Regions from separate parts of the Homo sapiens genome. Here regions 1 and 3 are each linked to region 2. A link is a contact called in ENCODE Hi-C or POLR2A ChIA-PET data. All regions are on one chromosome and are shown on one strand. Each heading gives the region's core, a stretch centred on a gene start or an enhancer-like site at or near the end of the contact. The rest is flanking DNA. Distances are from core to core; before and after follow the strand shown.

Evidence for each region. A loop is a pair of places that touch in the nucleus more often than their neighbours do. ChIA-PET counts read pairs that join two places held with the same protein, here RNA polymerase II (POLR2A). Pooled maps may share reads with other maps.
Region 1: a loop to region 2 is called in a map with no recorded cell type, with 3 times the contacts of the local background. The contact joins two enhancer-like sites. A Hi-C loop is called at or near these places in 1 of 37 single-sample maps with no recorded cell type and 6 of 50 pooled maps. POLR2A ChIA-PET finds 5 or more read pairs at or near these places in 1 of 52 experiments (H1).
Region 3: a map of CD4-positive, alpha-beta memory T cell shows a loop between it and region 2 (15-fold over the local background). The contact joins two enhancer-like sites. A Hi-C loop is called at or near these places in 4 of 168 maps with a recorded cell type or tissue (B cell, CD4-positive, alpha-beta memory T cell, CD8-positive, alpha-beta T cell and 1 more), 2 of 37 single-sample maps with no recorded cell type and 9 of 50 pooled maps. POLR2A ChIA-PET finds 5 or more read pairs at or near these places in 1 of 52 experiments (BJ).

Annotation. Positions count from the first base shown.
Region 1 is chr16:24,507,645-24,511,875 of GRCh38, forward strand. No RefSeq gene overlaps it. Among named protein-coding and RNA genes, the nearest start is that of RBBP6, 30 kb to the right of the region's middle. Within about 2 kb of position 1,252, at least 2 of the 41 ENCODE cell types and tissues checked have a DNase peak (open chromatin) inside an H3K27ac peak, as active enhancers do.
Region 2 is chr16:23,430,671-23,434,934 of GRCh38, forward strand. It overlaps COG7 (component of oligomeric golgi complex 7), which reads right to left. Exons shown (of 17, transcript NM_153603.4): 5 at 3,966-4,048; 6 at 2,875-2,997. Among named protein-coding and RNA genes, the nearest start is that of COG7, 20 kb to the right of the region's middle. Within about 2 kb of position 2,686, at least 3 of the 41 ENCODE cell types and tissues checked have a DNase peak (open chromatin) inside an H3K27ac peak, as active enhancers do.
Region 3 is chr16:21,554,575-21,558,810 of GRCh38, forward strand. No RefSeq gene overlaps it. Among named protein-coding and RNA genes, the nearest start is that of METTL9, 43 kb to the right of the region's middle. RefSeq lists an enhancer at 1-519. Within about 2 kb of position 2,202, at least 8 of the 41 ENCODE cell types and tissues checked have a DNase peak (open chromatin) inside an H3K27ac peak, as active enhancers do.

The sequences.
Region 1 (4,231 bases), core at 2-2,501, 1.1 Mb after region 2:
GTGGTGGCGTGTGCCTGTAGTCCCAGCTACTCAGGAGGCTGAGGCAGGAGACTCACTTGAACCTGGGAGACAGAGGTTGCAGTGAGCAGAGATTGCACCATTGCACTCCAGCCAGGGCAACAGTGCGGGACTCTGTCTCAAGAAAAAAAAAAAAAAACACTCTCAAGCTAAGTGTGATGGCTCACGCTTGTAATCCCAGCACTTGGGGAAGCCTAAACGGGCGGATCCCTTGAGTCCAGGAGTTCAAGTCTAGCTTGGGCAACATAGAGAGCCCTCATCTCTACCAAAAGAAAATGAAGAAATAAGGCTAGTGCAGTGGCACTCACCTGTAGTCCCGTCTACTCTAGAGGCTGAGGTGGGAGGATCGCTTGAGCCCAGGAGGTCAAGATTGCAATGAGCTGTGATTGCACCACCGTACTCCAGCCTGGGCCACAGAGAAAGACCTTGTCTAAAAAATAAATAAATAAAAATAAAATAAACACTCTCAGGGTGATCCTTCCCTGCTGAGGAACAAGGAGTGGGGTGTTTATCTTTCATTGCCCATCTGTGTTGTCAATGGCTGCTTCCAGGACATTAGCTCCCCAGCACTCACAGTCTAAGAGAAAGTATTCGGGCTGACAGATGCAGCTGCTCACAGCAGGATGCAGTCAGCATGAAAAGGGACAGTGAGTGCGTGAGGATTTGGGTGGGGCACTGACTGTCTTGCTATGCCACCCCATAAACCCCCTAAGTCCATCAGATTCTTTTTTTTTGAAATAGGATCTTGCCCTATCACCCAGGCTGGAGTGCAGTGGCCCAATTGTAGCTCACTGCAACCTTGACCTCCTGGGCTCAAGTGATTCTCCCACCTCAGCTTCCCAAGTAGCTGAGACTACATTTGTGCACCACCATGCCTCACTAACTTATTTAAATTATTTTTTGTAGAGACAGGGCCTCACGATGTTGCCCAGGCTGGTCTTGAACTCCTGGCCTCAAGTGATCCTCCTGCCTTGGCCTCTCGAAGTGCTGGGATTACAGGCATATGCCACAATGCTCAGCCTACCTGATTCTTATGTTATGGTACCTGGCTCTGAGCCAACTCTAGTTTGTTTCAACAGCAGATCTTTAAGTGATTTTTCTACCAATTGTATGTGCCAACAAATTGCCAAGTCAAGTCAGAGCATTTCCATTACAGCCTGCTTGGTTTCCTGTTTTAGCTACTCTTTCCATCCCAGAGCGGGAGCAATTTCACTGTCTCACATTCCAGCTCAAGCTTATGAGTCAGGACTCTTTGGGCCCAGTGCAGTGGCTCACGCCTGTAATCCCAGCACTTTAGAAGGCTGAGGCAGGCAGTTCACCTGAGGTCAGGAGTTTGAGAACAGCCTGGCCAACACGGTGAAATCCCATCTCTACTAAAAATACAAAAATTAGCCAGGCATGGTGGCATGTTTCTGTGGTCCCAGCTATTCAGGAGGCTGAGGCAGGGGAATTGCTTGAACCCAGGAGGCAGAGGTTGAAGTGAGCTGAGATTGTGCCATTGCACTCCAACCTGGGTGACAGAGCAAAACTCCATCTCAGAAAAGAAGAAAGAAAGAAAGAGAGAGAGAGAGAAAGAGAGAGAGAAAAAAAGAAAGAAAGAAAGAAAGAAAGAAAGAAAGAAAGAAAGAAAGAAAGAAAGAAAGAAAGAAAGAGAAAGAAAGAAAGAAAGAAAGAAAGAAAGAAAGAGGGAAAGAAAAAGAAGGGAAGAAAGGGAAGGGAAGAAAGGGAAGGAAGGGAAGGAGAAAAAGACAAAGAAAAAGAAAATCAGGACTCCTTGGTTCCAAGTTGCAGAACCTCAGTACAAATTGGCTTAAAAATAGAGAGGGTGGGTTTATAGGCTCAAGTTACTGAATATGCCAGGCACTACTGGATTGGGTGTCCAAAAAAGTAGCTTTGGGAATGTGTCCTTTTAAACCCCTTAGTTCAGTTTTTCTGTGCTGGCTTCTATGGAAGGCAGGCTGTCGCTATGAAGTGGCACAGATGACCCCAAGCAGCCCCAGGTCTACATCCCATGGATACCTCTACCAGTTAAGATGCCTTTTGGAGACTCATAACCAAAAAGCTGACTCAACAAGACAGACAGCACCCAGAGACAGAGTCCAGAGGTGGGCTGAGCTTTCAGCTCAGTTGATTCATCTGCACCAAGATGAATCTTTATTCTGTCTCTTTACTCTGCCCATTCACAGCACTGGCTTCATCCTCGATCTGGCTTAAATGTATTAAAGCATCCTTTTCAGAAGCTCCTAGCAAGACTTTCCTTGCACCTCTTGGCCCAAATTGATTTTAACTTGTCCACCCTTGAACTAGTCACTGCCAAGAAAATGGATTATTATGATTAACTTAAGATAATTATCTGGGGGTAATGAATTTTAGAGAGTCGACCACTATGACCACCAAGAGATGTGTCTTTCTTAATATTTTCTTAATATTTTCTCTGGCTTACTATATTGTAAAAATATAGTATATGATATATTTACCATACAAAATACGTATTCATCAACTGCCTATGTTATTGATAAGATTTCCAGTCAACAGTGGGCTATTAGTATTAATAGTTAAGTTTTGGGGAAGTCATAAGATAACATTTGCATTTTCAACTGCATGGAGGGTTGGTGCCCCAAACCTTCATGTTGTCCAAGGGTCAACTGTATATAAATTATGTTTTGTTTATTTTTTTAGAAGACTACTCTTCTTCTTCTGGTTCACATTCTCTCATGACACGCTTGACTCTTATGGGTTCCAGCGGAGTCATGGGTCCATCCATGAACCATGGCAGTGACTCTGACTGGCCAGGATTGGGTCCTACTCCTAACCCTGGAACCAGGGGACTGTGCTCAGCACCGCTAAAGCTGCATGGACTGAGAGTCAGTGAGGAGTAGCTCTTCAAAGAAAAAAAAAAAGTTCTTAAAGCAGAAAAAAAATGAAAACAGGTGCTGCTCAAGGAAAAATAACAAGTGTCCACTATTATCCCACTCCATTTGAGAGACCAATAAAGACTTTAGATAGCTTTAGACAGGTGGAGATCAAGAGTTCTGAACCCAACAGTGTGAGGCTCTGCATCCAGGAATCCAGGCTTCTAGTCAACTCCTGACCTTAGACTTCAGATTTAATAGGTTGCTGCAAAAGTAGTTGCAGTTTTTGCCATTACTTTTAAAGTTGGACTTTTCTCTCCTCTCTCTGCCTAAATTCCAGGCTGGACCACCTGCATACACCTAGAATCTTGCCTAGTTTAATATTCCCTCTCTGTAACTCAGGGATCAGAATCTCACCCTTGGACCCCAGCCTGGATGCCTGGGGCCATATCACTTCTGATAACCTATTTACCCATCTACCTTCCTGCCAGGGTCTCCAAATATCACCTCCTGGATTCCCCAGTGACCTGCTCCACCTGCCTGAGTGACCTGGCAGAGATGGCCGCCTTTTGATGGGAAACAAGACATTAGTATGGTCTTGTTGGTAAAGACAAGATGTTGGTAAACAAGACATTTATAATAACTCAGACAATTCCTCCTTCCATTGGAAGATAGCCTGGCTCCATGGGGCTACTGGGACCTGACAAGTTATGTTTAGCACTACTGTGTTTTGTTTCCTGGTTCTCAAGTTGTGGCAGAGATTCTTCAGGTTCTTACCCAGCCCATTTCTTCTTCCTCCTGAGCACAAAACTGGACTATATTTCCCAGCCTCCCTTGCAGTTAGGAGTAGTCATGTGACTGAGTCTGGCCAATAAACTGAGCATAAGCAAGGCACCACTTCCAAGACTGGCCCAGTGAAACCTCCTACATGCTGTCTTCCATTGTTTTTCCCCATCTCCCAGTTGATTAGAAAAATTCAAGATCCTAAATGGGATCTGTACTAGTCAACTCAGGCCGCCATAACAAAACACCATCAACTAGGTGGCTTCAACAACAGAGATTTATTTTCTCACAGTCCTGGAAGTTGAAAGTATGAGATCAGGACACGGTGGCTCACGCCTATAATCTCAGCACTTTGGGAGGCTGAGGTGGGTGGATCACCTGAGGTCAGGATTTCGAGACCAGCCTGGCCAACATGGTGAGACCTTTTCTCTAATTAAAAACACAAAAATTAGTCTGCATGGTGATAGGTGCCTGTAATCCCAGCTACTCAGAAGACCGAAGCAGGAGAATCGCTTGAACCCAGGAGGCAGAGGCTGCAGTGAGCCAAGATGGCACCACTGCACTCCAGCCTGGGTGAC
Region 2 (4,264 bases), core at 1,436-3,935:
AGCTGGGATTACAGGCGCCTGCCACCACGGCTAGCTAATTTTGTATTTTTAGTAGAGATGGGGTTTCACCATGTTAGCCAGGCTGGTCTCGAACTCCTGACCTCAGGTGATGTTCCTGCCTCGGCCTCCCAAAGTGCTGGGATTACAGGTGTGAAACACCACGCCCAGTCTTGTAACTTATTTTGAAATGAGTAAAACAAATAAGATGATTGACTGGGCACTTTGGCTCATGTCTGTAATCCTAGCACTTTGGGAGGCTGAGGCGGGAAGATCACTTGAGCCCAGGAGTTCGACACCAGCCTGGGCAACATAGTGAGACCCCATCTCTGTTTAATTTAATATTTTTATATAAAAAAGAATACAAATAAAAATAATTTTAAAAAATAAGATGGATTAATGAACAGACAGAGACAGGGATAGACAGGCAGATCTGCAATAAAGCAAATAGAGCAAAATGCACACTGTACAACGTAGGAGGTGGCTACATGGGTATTCACTGTACAATTCCCTCAACATTTTTATATATTGGAAATTTCTCATATGAAAATGCTAAGGGGAAAAATCTGAAGGAGACACATGTGCCCTGGCTCCTGTGTGCTATACCGACCTTCAGGAGGGGACAGCCCAACTATTATGCTTCCATCCTGAAAAGAAAATGGGCCACAGGCCAACAGTATAAATCAGCAGAAACTCATGTCTCCCAAAATCTAGGATGAGGCCCAAAGAGAAGTCTGAGAAGTCTAAGTTCTTTTTCTTAGATGACGAAAGGCATTCGTATGTATGGACATGAACTGTTTTTATCCTTGTGATACAAGAAGTAGTAGAAGAGGCAAGAACACATGAATAATTTTTTTCTTGGCCGGGCACAGTGGCTCATGCCTGTAATCCCAGCACTTTGGGAGGTCGAGGTGGGTGGTCATTTGAGGTCAGGAGTTCGAGACCAGCCCAGCCAACATGGTGAAACCCCATCTGTACTAAAAACACAAAAATTAGCTGGGAGTGGTGGCGGATGCCTGTAATCCCAGCTACTCAGGAGGCTGAGGCAGGAGAATTGCTTGAACCAGAGAGGCGGAGGTTGCAGGGAGCCAAGATTGTGTCCCTGCACTCCAGCCTGGGTGACAGAGCAAGACTCTGTCTGAAGAAAAAAAAAAAAAAAAAAGAAATATTCTTCTTAAGAAAAATAAAATAAAGTCAGGCATGGTGGCTCATGCCTGTAATCCCAGCACTTTGGGAGGCCAAAGTGGGAGGATTACTTGAGGCCAGGAGTTAGAGACCAGCCTGGGCAACACAGTGAGATCCTTATCTCTACAAAAAAAATTTTTTTTAATTAGCCAGGCATGGTGGCACATACGTGTATTCCTAGCTACTTGAAAGGCTCAGGCAGGAGGACAGCTTGAACCCAGGAGGCCGAGGCTGCAGTGAGCCATGATCATGCCACTGCACTCTAGCCTGCATGACAGAGCAAGACTCTGTCTCAAACAAAACAAAACAAAACAAAATCCTAAGAATGAATTAGGTTAGTTCAAGGAAAAAGAACAAGGATGGAGAAAAGTGCTTTAACCAACAACTTGAATGACATGACCCGGTATAAGGAATTCTCTCCAACCTTAGTCAAATTCATTCCAGCAAATGACTGATGAACATCTGAAGAGTGATTCACAACTATAGTAAAAAATAAAATATGGGGAACGTGACACTAAACCACTCGTAGATGACCTGCTTCTAGGTTGGGGTTTCGTACATAGCAGAGCAGCTCCCTCACTGCAATCTATTTCAATAGCTCTCTATCTGAGTGCTATTGAAAATCAGCCCTCAACACAAGGGTTTGGAGAAAAAAAATAAATAAATAAGAAAAAAATAAATAAAATAAGCCACACTAGAAACAGGCCCAGTAAGTCATTACTGCAAAGTAAGACAGGCTCTTCCCCTGCTTACAAGAGGTTCTACTGTGCCTCCTGTCTCAAGGCAAGAGAACAACGGTTTAAAACCTTTATGGCTGGAAATGCCTAGAGACTTGAGGAAAGTAAATGATGGATAGTTGCCACTTGAAACAAAGTTCCTCTGTCTCTCCTCACTCCTAGTCAGGGGGTACCTTTAAAATTATCTCTTCCCCTACTTCTTGGTGTATCATGAGAACAAGGGAGACTCACTTCAGGTAGGTAAATTTTACCTGAAGTAAAGATAAAAACATTCCTGTTCATTCGAACACCACCTGACGAGGGGCCTCCTGCTTTTAGATGGGAAGAAAATGGCCTTCAGGAATTCCACAGGCTCCCTTGCTGGACAACAGGCGGCATTGTCACATTAGGTCCTATTTAAGTTATAGATAAGAGTGGTAAGAAGAGTTTCAGTGGAGACCTAAAGATTTCACTGACGTGGATTTCTAAGCTTATCTTTTAAACTTAAACCATTTAACTGGTTATCGTTTTTTCTTTTGTTGTTTGTTTGTTTGAGACAGTCTTGCTTGCTCTGTTGTCCAAGCTGAAGTGTAGTGGTGCGACCATAGTCACTGTGGCCTCAACCTCCTGGACGTAAGCAATCTTCCTGCCTCGGTCTCCTTAGTAATTGTGCCACCACACCTGGCTAACTTTTGCATTTTTTGTAGAGTTGGGGTTTCACCGTGTTGGCCAGGCTGGTCTCGAACTCCTAGGCTCAAACGATCCGCCCACTTCGACCTTCCAAAGTGTGGTGATTACAAGTGTGAGCCACCGCACCCGGCCTAACTGGTTATTTTTTAACCCCTTGAATGACAGCAACAAACGGGGAAGTTCTTTGAGCTGTGCTCTGCAGTTGAGGGTGGCCACTCCCGAGGCAGTCACCCGTTCCCTTGTCACCACAGACTCTGTTCTCCCTAGAACAAAAATGAGCTGTTACCTGTGTAGCCCACTGGATTTGTGTGTGCCAAGCACCAAGCAAGGCATCATAGAGTCCGGTAAGCTGCCGGTCCAGGGATAGGTCACTTTGACACAGCTCTTGCCAGGCTGCTAAAAGCTGCACCTGCAGAGACAGAACAAAGGGAACCTTATTGGGTACGTCAACATAGGTTGCCTGTGAACACTGCCCTGCCCTGCTACCCAGCGTAATCACGGATTGCTCAATGGGCTCACTGGGCAGCCCAGTGAGGTCCATTCACTTCAAAGAAAGGCAGGAAAAAAAAAAAAACATTTGCAGTTATCTGCACTGATTCACAGCTTTAATCTGTCACCCTGCGGATGTGATCCCCTCTCCATTTATCCTGCCCTAAAAACATGTAATGTGCAACCACTTGGCACACCATCACTCTTCTGAATAGATGTTGGGGCAAGAGCGGGCAGACATGTATGTTTAAGCTTCATGTCCTAACATCACTGCTTAAAAGACACAGAGCACTGGACTTGAAGGAATTAAGGTCAGTTCAGGAAGCTGTCAAGTTTTTTGGCAATCTAACTTCAGCAAACCTAGAAAACATAAAATTCCAAGCCAGGTGGAGTGGCACGCGCCTGTAGTCCCAACTCCTCACAAGGCTGAGACGGGAGGATCACTTGAGCCCAGGAGTTCAAGGCTGTAGTGCACCATGATCGGATCTGTGAATAGTCACCGCACTCCAGGCTGGGCAAAATAGTGAAACCCTATCTCTAAAGAAAAAAAGAGAAATTCTTACTGCCTTCTGAGGGTGTAATAAAGCTTAAGACATAAATCTCCCTTAAAAGACAAAAATGAGAATAAATTAAAACAACGTTTCAAGTCTATAATGAATCCAGCTGTAAACAGAAAAGAGAATGAAAACGGATAACTTTTTCCAACTGGCAATTAAACAAATCCATATGCTAGACCAAGAGCACCCCCTACTGGCTAACTAAGAGAAAAACAGCCAGAGGGCAAGGAGACAAATGTTCTTACCTTCTGAATTATGAACCTGCGATTCTGTGACCCAGAGTTATGAGCATTCCACAACTGCACAACTGTCATCGCGCACAGCTTCTTACCTTGTGACACTTGTAGTAGTAGGCCAGGAGCTGGGGCATCCGGTCAATTTCAGTAAACACCTTCACAAACACTTTGGACTGATCTAAAGAACATACAATGTATATATACTGTTACCAGCCTTTCTGGTGTAGACATGAGAAAAAACTCACCAGGATGAAGGTGGATATATGGAAGCTAGTATTCACAAGTTCCTGCCTAGATACTGAATTAACTCATGCATGAGGATCATAAATTTGAAAAATAAGCATGACGTGAAAACCAGATACTGCAAGGTATTCCCCACTGTTCCTCACAGAAT
Region 3 (4,236 bases), core at 952-3,451, 1.9 Mb before region 2:
AGGCGTGAGCCACCGTACCCAGCCTGTCACAGAATTCTTTACTGCGGCAGCCTCTGATGGGCTGGATCCTCCGCCTCTCTACTCATTGGAGTAAGAGACAAGTCAGCCCTTTCCAATCTGCCTCCTGAGGGGAACCATGGGGCCCTCGGGACATGCGGCCCCTCCTCAGGCTGGCTCGGGGCATCTGCACCCCTGTACCTGAGCAAGGGACTTGCTTGAAACGGCGGCCACCCTGGGCTGGGGACCAAGCACGCTCAGGGGAAAACCCAAAAAGGCTACTGTGTCTCACTGGCTCTATGATACGCAAATGAGGAGGGAAGCGAAACGTTCGTTCTTCTAAGAGGGTAACTGCAAAGGAAGTCTGGGCCGCTGCGTTTTCGGGAACAGCAGGTGCGGTGGCCGATGGATAACTCGGGCTGGGCTGGAGCGGCCCCTGGTGGCAGTTCGGTGAAGAGGCACCCGGAACCTGGCAACGTGGCCCGCGCGGGGCGCACGCATATCAGGAAGACACAGAGGCCTTTTTACTGAAAATGCCAGCGGGTGCGGATTCCACAGGCTCCTCTTCAGCATCAGTCTAGTGTGGGATTCATACACCTTGAGCCTCTTTCAAGGTGAAACAGAGAATCTCACTGAAAACTTTAAATCCCACTGTAAATTCCAAAATTAGACCTGCGCCGCGAAGACCGCCCACCAGCAAAATGCCAAGCGTATTTCTTTAAAAACTGGAAAGCCGTGTTTCGCTGCTCTTCCTGTAGACAATACAGCATGGGGGCAGGAGTGGGGTCTGGAGTCGGACGCACGTTCAGAGGCTGGGGTCACTTCTCCCAAACCGTGTGCAGTCGGACGCACGTTCAGAAGCTGGGGCCGCCACTCCCAAACTGTGTGCTCTAGGTCCAGCTTTTGCACCCCTCCTAGCCTCAGTTTCCCCATCTGTAAAGTGGGGATGATCCTTGAACCCCCACCATAGGACTGCTGTTACGATTAAGTCACATGGGAAATACGAAGTCCTTAGCACAACGCTTGACATAAAGGAAGCACTCTAAAACAAACAAACAAACAAACAAAAAACAACGAACTGGAAGCCACTGAAGCCTTCATGGGGTGAAACAGCTGATTAAGGGGCAAAGGCTCTCGCTGGCCAGGTTCTGGCGTGTCCCGGGCACCACGCATCCTGTCCATGAGCTCACGTCGTTGTCGTGATGGAGAAGGCTTGGTGCATACCAGAGTGCGGCGGAGGAGCTGGCCTTCACTGGGCACCTGCTACCTGCTGGGCATTGCGAGGTAACTTTATGTTCCTCCCAGGATGAACTCCTCACAATGGCCCTACAGAGCAGGTCCTGTGAGTCCAACTTTGAGATGAGGAAATTGAGACGCAGAGAGGTTCGGTCACCTGCCCCATTTTAGCCGGCAACCTCACCCAGGTCTGACGGTCCAGGCCCTCAGCTTTTGTAGTAGGGTTCAGGCCAAACTCTGCTACTTGCCTTGCCAGTAAAGTTAGGGACCCAATTTAAGGCTGCAGACCTGGATAAAATAATCTCAAAGTGACTTCTTTTTTTTTTAGGTGGAGTCTCACTCTGTCACCCAGGCTGGAGTGCGGTAGGGTGCTCTCGGCTCACTGCAACCTCTGCCTCCCAGGTTCCAGTGATTCTCCTGCCTCAGCCTCCTGAGTTGCTGGGACTACAGACAAGTGTTACCACACCCCACTAAATTTTGTTTTTGTTTTTGTTTCTTTGAGATGGAGCCTTGCTCTGTCACCTGGGCTGGAGTGCAATGGCCAGATCTTGGCTCACTGCAACCTCCACCTCCTGAGCTCAAGCGATTCTCTCACCTCTGCTTCCCGAGTAGCTGGGATTATAAGCACCCACCAGCATGCCCAGCTAATTTTTGTATTTTTAGTAGAGGCAGGGTTTCACCATGTTGGCCAGGCTGGCCTTGAACTCTTGACCTCAGGGGATCTGCTGCTTCAGCCTCCCAAAATGCTGGGATTACAAGCATAAGCCACTGTGCCAAGCCTAAAGTGACTTTTCGTAATGACAATACAATGTCAGGATATTCTCCTTAATCAAAAAAAAAAAAAAAAAGGCAAGCCCAATTCACGAAAAGGGGTCTTTAAGCTGCCAGCCCCCATCCCCCAGACTCTGCTATCGGCAGGGCTGGTCCACCGGGCAGCACTGGCCACTGTTGCCTCAGCGTTCTGTGCAAGCAGGTGCGTCAGAACCGGCTCATGGAGATATAATTGAACGATTGCCTCAGCGCGTGCCAGACTCTCCAAACATAATAACAGATGACGTTTGGGGTCGGCTCCAGGCGGTGACGTGCTGGCCCCAGAGAATATTGTCTCTGCTATTACAACAGATGCTGTTAATAGCTATCTATTTGTAGTTCGGGGCTTTTACCAAGATGAGCAGGCTTTTGGCAGGCACGGGTTGTTTGAAGGCTTAAAATTAGTACAAGAGAAGTTTGAGATGTTCTAATTACTGGAAATTTCAAATAACACGATGCCGCAAGGGACCGGTCTGCTTCCGGTGCCACTCTCGGGGGTAATGCACGTTCCCAAGCTGTAAATGGGGAAGGCTGAGGGCTTCTGTGTGCCACCTCCCCAGGCAGGCAGGGGCCGCAGCCACTGCAAGCCCCTGCCCACAGAACTCGGCGATGACGGAACCTAGACTGCTCCCTGGAAGTTAGCCTCTGAGACCATCACATATTGGCACTGGTTTGAAAGCCAGGCAAATGTGGGCTCCAATCCTGGCTTCACACGGTGGGGCTTTGCAAGTTGTTTTATAGGTCTGTGGCCCAGACTAGACATTTGTAAAAGGATAATGATGCCTATGGCAAGGATTGAGTACTGTGATGCTTACAAAGTACCTCCCTAACAGTCCCTGGCATGCAGTGAGAGCTCAAATAATGGTAGCCACTTACTATTATTATGACTGGTGTTATTGTTATTATTAAAATTACTGTCATCGCCCAGGCACGGTGGCTCACACCTGTAATCCCAGCACTTTGGGAGGCTGAGGCGGGCAGATCACTTGAGGTCAGACGTTTGAGACCAGCCTGGGCAACATGGTGAAACCCGGTCTCTACTAAAAATACAAAAATTAGCCGGGGGTGGTGGCACGCGACTGTAGTCCCAACTACTTGGGAGGCGGAGGTGAGAGAATCGCTTGAAGCCGGGAGGTGTGGAGGTTGCGTCACTGCACTCCAGCCTGGGCGACAGAGGGAGACTCCATCTCAATAAATAAATAAACAATAAAATAAAATAAAATTGCTATCATCACTGGCATCGTCATCATCTCACTACAGCAGAGATCCGCAGTTCCCCGAAACAAATACCACGAGTCTCAAGGTAAGACCTGCACGTAAGGATGTCGAAAGATAAATATGTCTTAAGAACATGTCCATGAGAAGGGGCTTTGCCAGCCATGCAAGCATAAAAGAAGAAAAGTCCCTCATTCATCCAAAAACACCCGCTGAGTTTCTCCCGCGTGCCGGGCACCACGCTCAGTACGGGGGACAGAGGGAGGAGGCTCTAGGCTCTGACTTGCCCTTGCAGAGCTTGGAATCCAGGAGTGTCAGACGGTGGTAGAGATAAAAAGCTGTGTGTCTGAGAGGTGAGGGCGTGGGCTTTGGGGCCCTAAACTTGCTTGGGACGCCCGGGAGGGCCCCCGTGGAAGCGGCGTTTCAGTGGAGCCCTGAAGATGGGTTTCTATTTGTCAGGTGAAGATAATGGCAGCTCCAGGCAGAAAGGGACGACCAGCGGAAAGGACCCTGGTGAGAGCAGCCACCACGACGGAACAGGCAGAAGCACCAGCTGGCAAAGGCACTGTCAGGGGCAGCGGGAGATGGGATTGGAAGGGCAACAGGGTTGGCGCCCGTGGTGGCAAAAGGAAGGGGGGCCTTCGCCAACAAACCCCAACAGGGTTTTTTTTTTTTTTTTTTTTTTTTGAGACAGAGTCTTGCTCTGTCACCCAGGCTGGATGCAGTGGTACAATCTTGGCTCACTGCAGCCTCTGCCTCCTAGGTTCAAGCTATTCTCCTGCCTCAGCCTCCTGTAGCTGGGATTACAGGCACGCACCACCACAACTGGCTAATTTTTGTATATTTAGTAGAGACAGGGTTTCACCATGTTGGCCAGTCTGGTCTCAAACTCCTGACCTCAGGTGATCCACCTGCCTCGGCCTCCCAAAGTGCTGGAATTATAGGCGTGAGCCACCACAACCTGGGGAGGTCAATGCT